Linked DNA regions of Homo sapiens: region 1 is linked to region 2. A link is a contact called in ENCODE Hi-C or POLR2A ChIA-PET data. All regions are on one chromosome and are shown on one strand. The core of a region is the stretch at or near the end of the contact, and the rest is flanking DNA. Distances in the headings are between cores, read along the strand shown. Region 1 has its middle 17 kb from the start of SKIC8. Region 2 holds the start of CIB2 (calcium and integrin binding family member 2).

Region 1 (3,283 bases), core at 405-2,904, 180 kb before region 2:
TTTCCAGCCAGCTTCAGGTCTTCGGTGTGAACAATCCCATCACATGGATGTACACTAATTTACTCAACACAGTCCCTTTCTATTGGACATTTAGGATTTGCCCACTTTTTTTTTTTAACAATATGAGGGGCACTGCAATGAGCATCTGTGTCTCTGAAGCAGTTTTTCTTTGTTTTTGGATTCTTTCCTTAAAGAGCTGTTCTAGGAGTGGAATTGCTGAAGCACAGGGTAGGGTATGCCCACATTGCTTTCCCAAAGAGCTACTGTGGGGTCAGGGAGAAGAGGTCCAGGGTGCATAGTTATTTCATTTCATTCATTCATTCATTTCATTCATTCATTCATTCATTCATTTCATTCATTCATTCATTCATTCATTTCATTCATTCATTTCATTCATTCATTCATTCACTGAGCTCCCGTGCTGGGCTGGGTGTCAGGACTGGGGATCCAGGTCAGGCCCAGAACATATGATTCACCGAAGGAGAGGCATGGAAACAGGGATCTTCAAAATCAGGAGAGTGAAGTCACCTGGCATGGCAGTGCTCGGAGCAGCACGCTGTGAGTGTCCAGAAGAGGGCTCCCCAGGGTGCTGACATTTAGACTGGGCTGCCTTCTGGAGATGGGTGTGAGAAGAAGCAGAGGCAGATCACAGAGGGCCTCAGATGCCAGGCTGAGAAGTTGGGACTGTGCCCTGTGGCCATGGGGAGCCACAAAAGGTTGATGAGCTGCGGAGTGATGTGTTCACCTGCGTTGTAGGAGGCTCACGGGGGCAACCTCGGCACAGCTCCTGCCATTGCTGGCCCTGCACTTCACAGCTCTGTTGTGCTGCCAGCCCTGCCTGACCCTCTGAAGCAACAAAGCCTCCTATACCCAGAGGCCTCCCGGTTATCCTTGTATATTTATTCATCCATATAAACTTTAGAGCCAATCTGTCAACCCCTAAAAGTCCAGGAATGAGCAAAAGTCCCGTTTCGCCCTTCTCTTGCCCTCAGGAAACTGTACCTTGTCTCAGAGTCATTGAGGGTGTGTTTAGTTGGATCTGCACCAAATAGGGCGGTGGTGGCTATGGAATTTTATCACATCGGTTCTTGTCCTGCCCCCGCTGCTGATTCCTGAAACGACCTTAGGTGAGTGAGTCCTTGCTTTTTCAGGCCTGAGGTTCCCCACGGTAGAGTGAGGAGTTTGAATCAGCTCATCTGAGAGCGCTGCCAGCCTGTATTTACACAATGCAAATGGAGCCCCAGCCCCTAAGACCAAGCATCAGCTTTTATAGGGGAAACACCGGGCTCCGTCAAGCAGAAACCCCGCCTGACTCCCGGGGCTTTCTGGGACTCCTTCCTGACCGCCTGCCTCCTCTCAGCTGTCTCTGGTTAAGCCTGTTAGATCTGGTTCTGTCTGAAGAGATGCGCACAGGCTGCTTTCCACCCAACACCCATCCCAAGGCCTGTTCCAGGCCCCTTTTGTCCCCCAGGCAGCAGAGGCCTAGCGACAGGCCTCATTCATCTTCCCACTGAGTCCAGAGACAAAGGGCTTAATGTGTGTGCAGATGGGCCTGCCCCTCCATCATCCCTCACAACCAGTGTCCGATAATGTGCCTCCAATGAGTCTCCCGTGGCCACCCTCTGACCAGGGGGTGGCTGGGCAATGACACATGCAAACACAGGGACTGGATGACAAAGCAAGCCTTGAGGGGGCATGGCGGGGGGCAGGGCATGATCACAGCCCCACGGAGAATCCCATAAGTCATTTCTGATGGGGATACATTAGGCCTCTCAAAGAGCACTTGCCCCTGAACACTGAGCTGCCAAATTAATTGACAAGGGACCTTTACAGGCAGCTCCTAGAGAGCAGGAACCCCTGTCCCCAGAGGCCCGGCCCAAGAAGCTGTCGTTTTCTGAGAGGAAAGAATTGTGCCCTGTCTGGCCAGAGCTCAGTACCCTTCTGGGCTGAGTGAGACCCTGGCCACTGCAGAGGGTCGCATGTATGTGTGATCAAGGAAATTGGGTCCCAGAGAGAGCAGTGATGTGCTGTAAGCACACAGCACATAGGTGGTGGAGGTAAGGCTGGAACCTAGGTCTCCTGACTACTCTGCCAAGCCCTTTCCCTCCCTCTTGTGGCCAAGCCCCTGAGTGCTGCAGAGGGCTCTGACTGCCTAGTCGTAGGTCCTCCCCACCCTCGTGGCAGGGCTTCTAGGGGTCAGGGGGAGAGTCCTCAGCCCCTGTTCTCCCACAGAGCCTGAGCCTGGCCCTGGTGAAAACACTGATGACCCCCCTCCTTTTTTATTTTTTTAGAAACAGGATCTTGCCTTGTCACCCAGGCTGGAGAGCAGTGGCAAAATCATGGCTCACAGCAGCCTCAAACTCCTGCCTCAGCCTCCCAAATAGCTGGGACCACAGGTGCATACCACCATGCCTGGCTAATTTTCTTATTTTTTATAGAGACAGGGTCTTGCTATGTTGCCCAGGCTGGTGTTGAACTCCTGACCTCAAGCAATCCTTCTGCCTCAGTCTCCCAAAGTTCTGGGATTACAGACATGAGCCACTGAGCCAGCCTAAAGCCCCCTTTAAAATGCAGACACAGAGCAGGAAGAGTGGCAGAAAGGATGGAAGGAGTGCCAGCAGCCAGGAAGCCATAGCTGGCCACTCACGGAAAGCCAGAGCACAGTACTAGAGACACAGAAGGCTGTGGATGGGAGTGGGCATCTGGGGACTAGGCTCACATCCCCACTCTGCCCTGGCCCTCTTGGGGATCTTAGGTCAGCCATGTCCTTCCCTGAGACCTTACCTTTCAGCAGAATGAAAGACTCAAAACAGGAAGCAATGATCCTATCACTATTCGCTCCCGTTTATCAAGCACTCTCTGTAAGCCAAGCACTGCGCTAAGTGCTGCTGAGTCCTTGTCTTATTAATCTTCGTAACAGACCCAAGAAGAAATTGTCTTCATTTTACAGGTGAGGCTGGGCACGTGGCTCACACCTGTAACCCTAGCACTTTGGAAAGTCAAGGTGGGAGGATCGCTTTAGGCCAGAAGTCCAAGACCAGCCTGGGCAACACAGTGAGACCCTGTCTCTACAAAATAAATAAAAACTAAAATTTTTAAAAATACAGATAAGAAAACAGAGTTTCAATAGCTAAAGTTACTTTTCTTACAAGTGGCTGAGCCCAGGTTAGAACCCAACCTCGGGGCATGCTCCTGGCTTAGGGACAAGGATAAGAGGGGACCAGAGAACAGACAGAGAATTCCAGAGGCCCAGGTTCAGCCAGGAAGCGCAGGTCAAAGTGGG
Region 2 (3,646 bases), core at 482-2,981:
GGGAGTTGGAGACCAGCCTGGACAACATAGTGAGACTCCATCTCTATTTTTTTTTATATATATAAATAAAAAAAAATCCTGATCTCTTCAAAGTCCACTGGCAGTTGTGGAATGGTATGTTGAGCCAGTGCCTGGGTCCAGTCCAGGTTCTACTAATTCCCAGCTGTGGGACCCTGGGCAAGTTACTGAACCTCTCTCAGCCCAACTCTTTGCCTATAATATGGAGATAATACCTACTGATTCAGTTGTCCTGAGTTTAGAAATAACAGTTGTATGGGCTGGACCCCAAAAAGATAGCGGTGACTCCATTTGGTGGATGGGGAAGGAGTTCAGAACATGCCACCACAACATATGCTGCTCTGGCATATTGAGTATTTGAGTTAAAGGCACTTGAAAAATAGCAGATGCAAGAAGGGCACTCTTGATCATCCTTCTTTTTCTAAAAAACAGGAGATGAGGCCGGGCATGATGGCTCACATCCTATAATCCCAGCACTTTGGGTGAGAAGCCAAAGTGGGTGGATTGCTCGAGCCTGGGAATTCAAAACCAGCCTGGGCAACACGGCAAAACCCCATCTCTACAAAAAAAATACAATAATTGGCCGGGCGTGGTGACTCAGGCCTCTAATCCTAGCACTTCGGGAGGCTGAGGCAGGTGGATCACCTGAGGTCAAGATTTCGAGACCAGCCCAGCCAACATGGTGAAACCTCTCTCTACTAAAAATACAAAAAAAAATTAGCTGGGTGTGGTGGCATGCCCCTGTAGTCCCACCTACTAGGGGAGGCTGAGGCAGAAGAATCGCTTGAACCCAGGAGGCGGAGGTTGTAGCGAGCCAAGATCGCGCTACTGCACTCCAGCCTGGGCGACAGAGGGAGACTCCATCTCAAAAAAAAAAAAAAGTATTTAGATTTTGCCAGTTCTCAGGGTCTTCATTTCCTTATGAGGGCTTCCACGTCATGTAAAACTTGTATTAAATCTGTTTTTCTCCCCTTAATCTGTCTTATGCCAAATTAATTCTCAAGCCCAGCCAAAGACCCTAGGAGGGCAGAGGTAAAGTCCTGCTTCCCTTACAATGGCATCTGCTTAAAAGCTCCAAAAAATGTCTTGGCCTTTGTCACACTTCTGTGGACACAGTCAAGTCCTTTAAATCCTCTCAAGTCTCACGTTTGTAACCAAGCCAAGTAAATCCTGTCCTGCTCCCTAAGGAACACAGAAGGTCTGAGATGCCCTGCCTAGGCCGCGCCCAAAGGCCAGATGGGCTTCCCGAGGCCTGGCCGGGAGGGCCTCAGATGTCAGCTTGACTGACCCCCTCCTTCTCCCCAGAGGGACAGGGCCCGGGTAAGGGCTTGACCAAGGTCGCGACGCGAGACGGTGGCGGAGCCCGGCCCCAGCTAGATCCACGCACTCACAGTCCTCGCTGCCGCCCCCGCCCCAGGTCAAGGGGCGCCACTCGCCCCACTGCCCGCCTCGAGAGGGTTTTTTCCCAGGCCCCGCACCCTCACGCCGTGCGACCTGGACTCCCACGGCGGGACCCGGGCTCACACCTCTTCCTGCTGCGGGGCGGAGTCGCCGCCGCTCCGGGTCTTTGTCCCCGCCTCCGAGACCCCCGCGCGCCCCCAGCACTTCCGGCCGCGGGAGCCAAGGGTTCGTGCCGGGCAGCGTCTCCCGGGGCCAGGTCGCCTCCTGCCGGGACCCGGGCGCGCTGCAGCCGCGGAGCCGGGTGCCCCGCCCTCTTCCCGCCGGCGGCGGAGTCGCTGCCGCTCCGGGTTCCCGTCCCCGCCTCCGAGACCCCCGCGCGCCTCCTCCAGGCGAGCTGCGGGGCGGGAAGGGTCCGGCCACCGTGGGCCGCTGCCAGCCGCGGGGCTGCCGAGGGCCGCGGGCACGGGGCGCTGGCTCCGGGTCTGGCGGCCGCTGATGGGAGTCGGAGCCCGGGCGGGCGAGCGGCGGCGCGGCGGCCACCATGGGGAACAAGCAGACCATCTTCACCGAAGAGCAGCTAGACAACTACCAGGTGAGCTCGGCGCGCCCGGCCCCCAACACAGGCCCCGCCGCCCCGCCGCCCCTCCCTTTTCTCGGTCGCTGGCCGAGGCCTCCCGAGAGCCAGCTCTCCCAGGTTCAAACCCTGCCTCTGCCTTCAGCTCGACGCGTGACCTTGGGCCGGTGACTTCCCCTCGCCGTGCCTCAGTTTCCCCACCGGTGGAATAAGAGCTCTTTCCAGTTGGAAGAACCTCTCAGGCGCGCCTCTCTCCAGCTACTCTCGCCCTAGGCAGGACCCGAACCCCTCTCCAGCCACCCATTCCAGCGCCCATCTGGCCCGGAGAGGGAGTCAGTAAACTAGGCTGGACGGAGGACCGCCCTCCCCGCTCCCTGCCCCCCAGCCCCAGGAAGGAGCCCAGGAGAGCGAGTCTCTGTAAAGCAGAAATGAGAGCTGGCGTCCTGTCTGGTCTAGGAGTGGGGTGCATCAGTCCCCACATGCAGTCTTCCCTTGGGACTGTCTTGTTTATCGGCTGGGGTTCGCTCCTTCTGACCCCAGCATGGAGATAACTGGAGCAAGAACGCAAGCCCGGTAGCAGCCTTCCAGGGCCACCTCTCCCAGCTCCCTTAGGCCCTCAGTAGCCACCTCCTTAGACCTTTCTAGGTTTTCCTGCCTCCAGAGCCAGCTTTCCAGATCTGGAATCCCAATACCGTCCCACCCAGGTAAAAACTTCGCTGTGGTTGCAGGATGAAGCCCAACCCCTTGGCTTACCCGGAGCCCTGGCCAATTGCTCAGCTTATCTCTGCAGCCTCAGTCTCCCCAGGTCCCTTCCCTGCCCTCTGCATGGCAGCCGCCTTAAAACCATTTGCAGTTGCTCCAGCTCACCAGGCTCATTCCTCCCTCCCTCTCTCCCTCTGCCCATGCCATTTCCTGGGCCTGGATGCCTTTCCCCCCTCCAGAGGATCTCTTTCACCCTTCAAGTCCCACATCTGATGCCTCTCCCCTGACTCCCCAGGCGGAGGGGGCAGGATTGTGTTGTGGCCTGTGTAACTGGGCAGGAGGAACACCAACAGGGTCTCCATAGGCACTTGTTGCCTTCATCAGTGCTTACTTTGGCTGTGAAGGAAAGCAGGTGTGAAGTGTGGGTCCTCTGATGTGGGTGAAGGTAAAACAAAGGCCCCTTCTCCTCCTAGAAGCCCTAGTTGTCAGTAATGGATTTCTCAGCTCCCCAGGTGAGGCCCTGGGAAGGAAGAGGGGAGACGCATTTATGGAGCACCTGCTGTGTACCAGGCACAGTAATTGATGCCCTCTACGCATCAACTCACTTGATCATCACAGTGAGGTGGATTATTAGCCCATTTTACAGACGTGTAAACAGAGGCTGAGGAGCCATTCAGGGCTCACACAGGATTTCGAATCTTGACTCCTAGGCTCACTTCTTTAGTTGGGAGTGGGCTGGGCTGGGCCATGTGTGCTTTTTGTTCCCAAGGCACTCAGTCTCAGACACTCAGAGACAGACTCTCACCTCCAGTGTGTGGCCCTTGTGATAGAGGCAGGTGGTGGAGTGTGTTCTAGGGAAGGGCACTAGTGGGCAGTGGGAGGCCAGCAGGGAAGGGGGACAAAGTCCAGAAACGATACAGCACTTGAGCAGGCCTTGGGAAGATAGGTCGG

Evidence for each region. A loop is a pair of places that touch in the nucleus more often than their neighbours do. ChIA-PET counts read pairs that join two places held with the same protein, here RNA polymerase II (POLR2A). Pooled maps may share reads with other maps.
Region 1: a loop to region 2 is called in a pooled map, with 3 times the contacts of the local background. The contact joins the enhancer-like site here to the promoter of CIB2 in region 2. A Hi-C loop is called at or near these places in 2 of 50 pooled maps. POLR2A ChIA-PET finds 5 or more read pairs at or near these places in 5 of 52 experiments (activated B cell, activated T-cell and activated naive CD4-positive, alpha-beta T cell).

The regions. Positions count from the first base shown.
Region 1 is chr15:78,314,687-78,317,969 of GRCh38, reverse strand. No RefSeq gene overlaps it. Among named protein-coding and RNA genes, the nearest start is that of SKIC8, 17 kb to the right of the region's middle. RefSeq lists a silencer at 1,194-1,303 and an enhancer at 2,173-2,222. Within about 2 kb of position 1,654, at least 4 of the 41 ENCODE cell types and tissues checked have a DNase peak (open chromatin) inside an H3K27ac peak, as active enhancers do.
Region 2 is chr15:78,129,530-78,133,175 of GRCh38, reverse strand. CIB2 (calcium and integrin binding family member 2) reads left to right here and starts at 1,731. Exons shown (of 6, transcript NM_006383.4): 1 at 1,731-2,011. The coding sequence starts at 1,961. RefSeq lists a silencer at 1,507-2,026.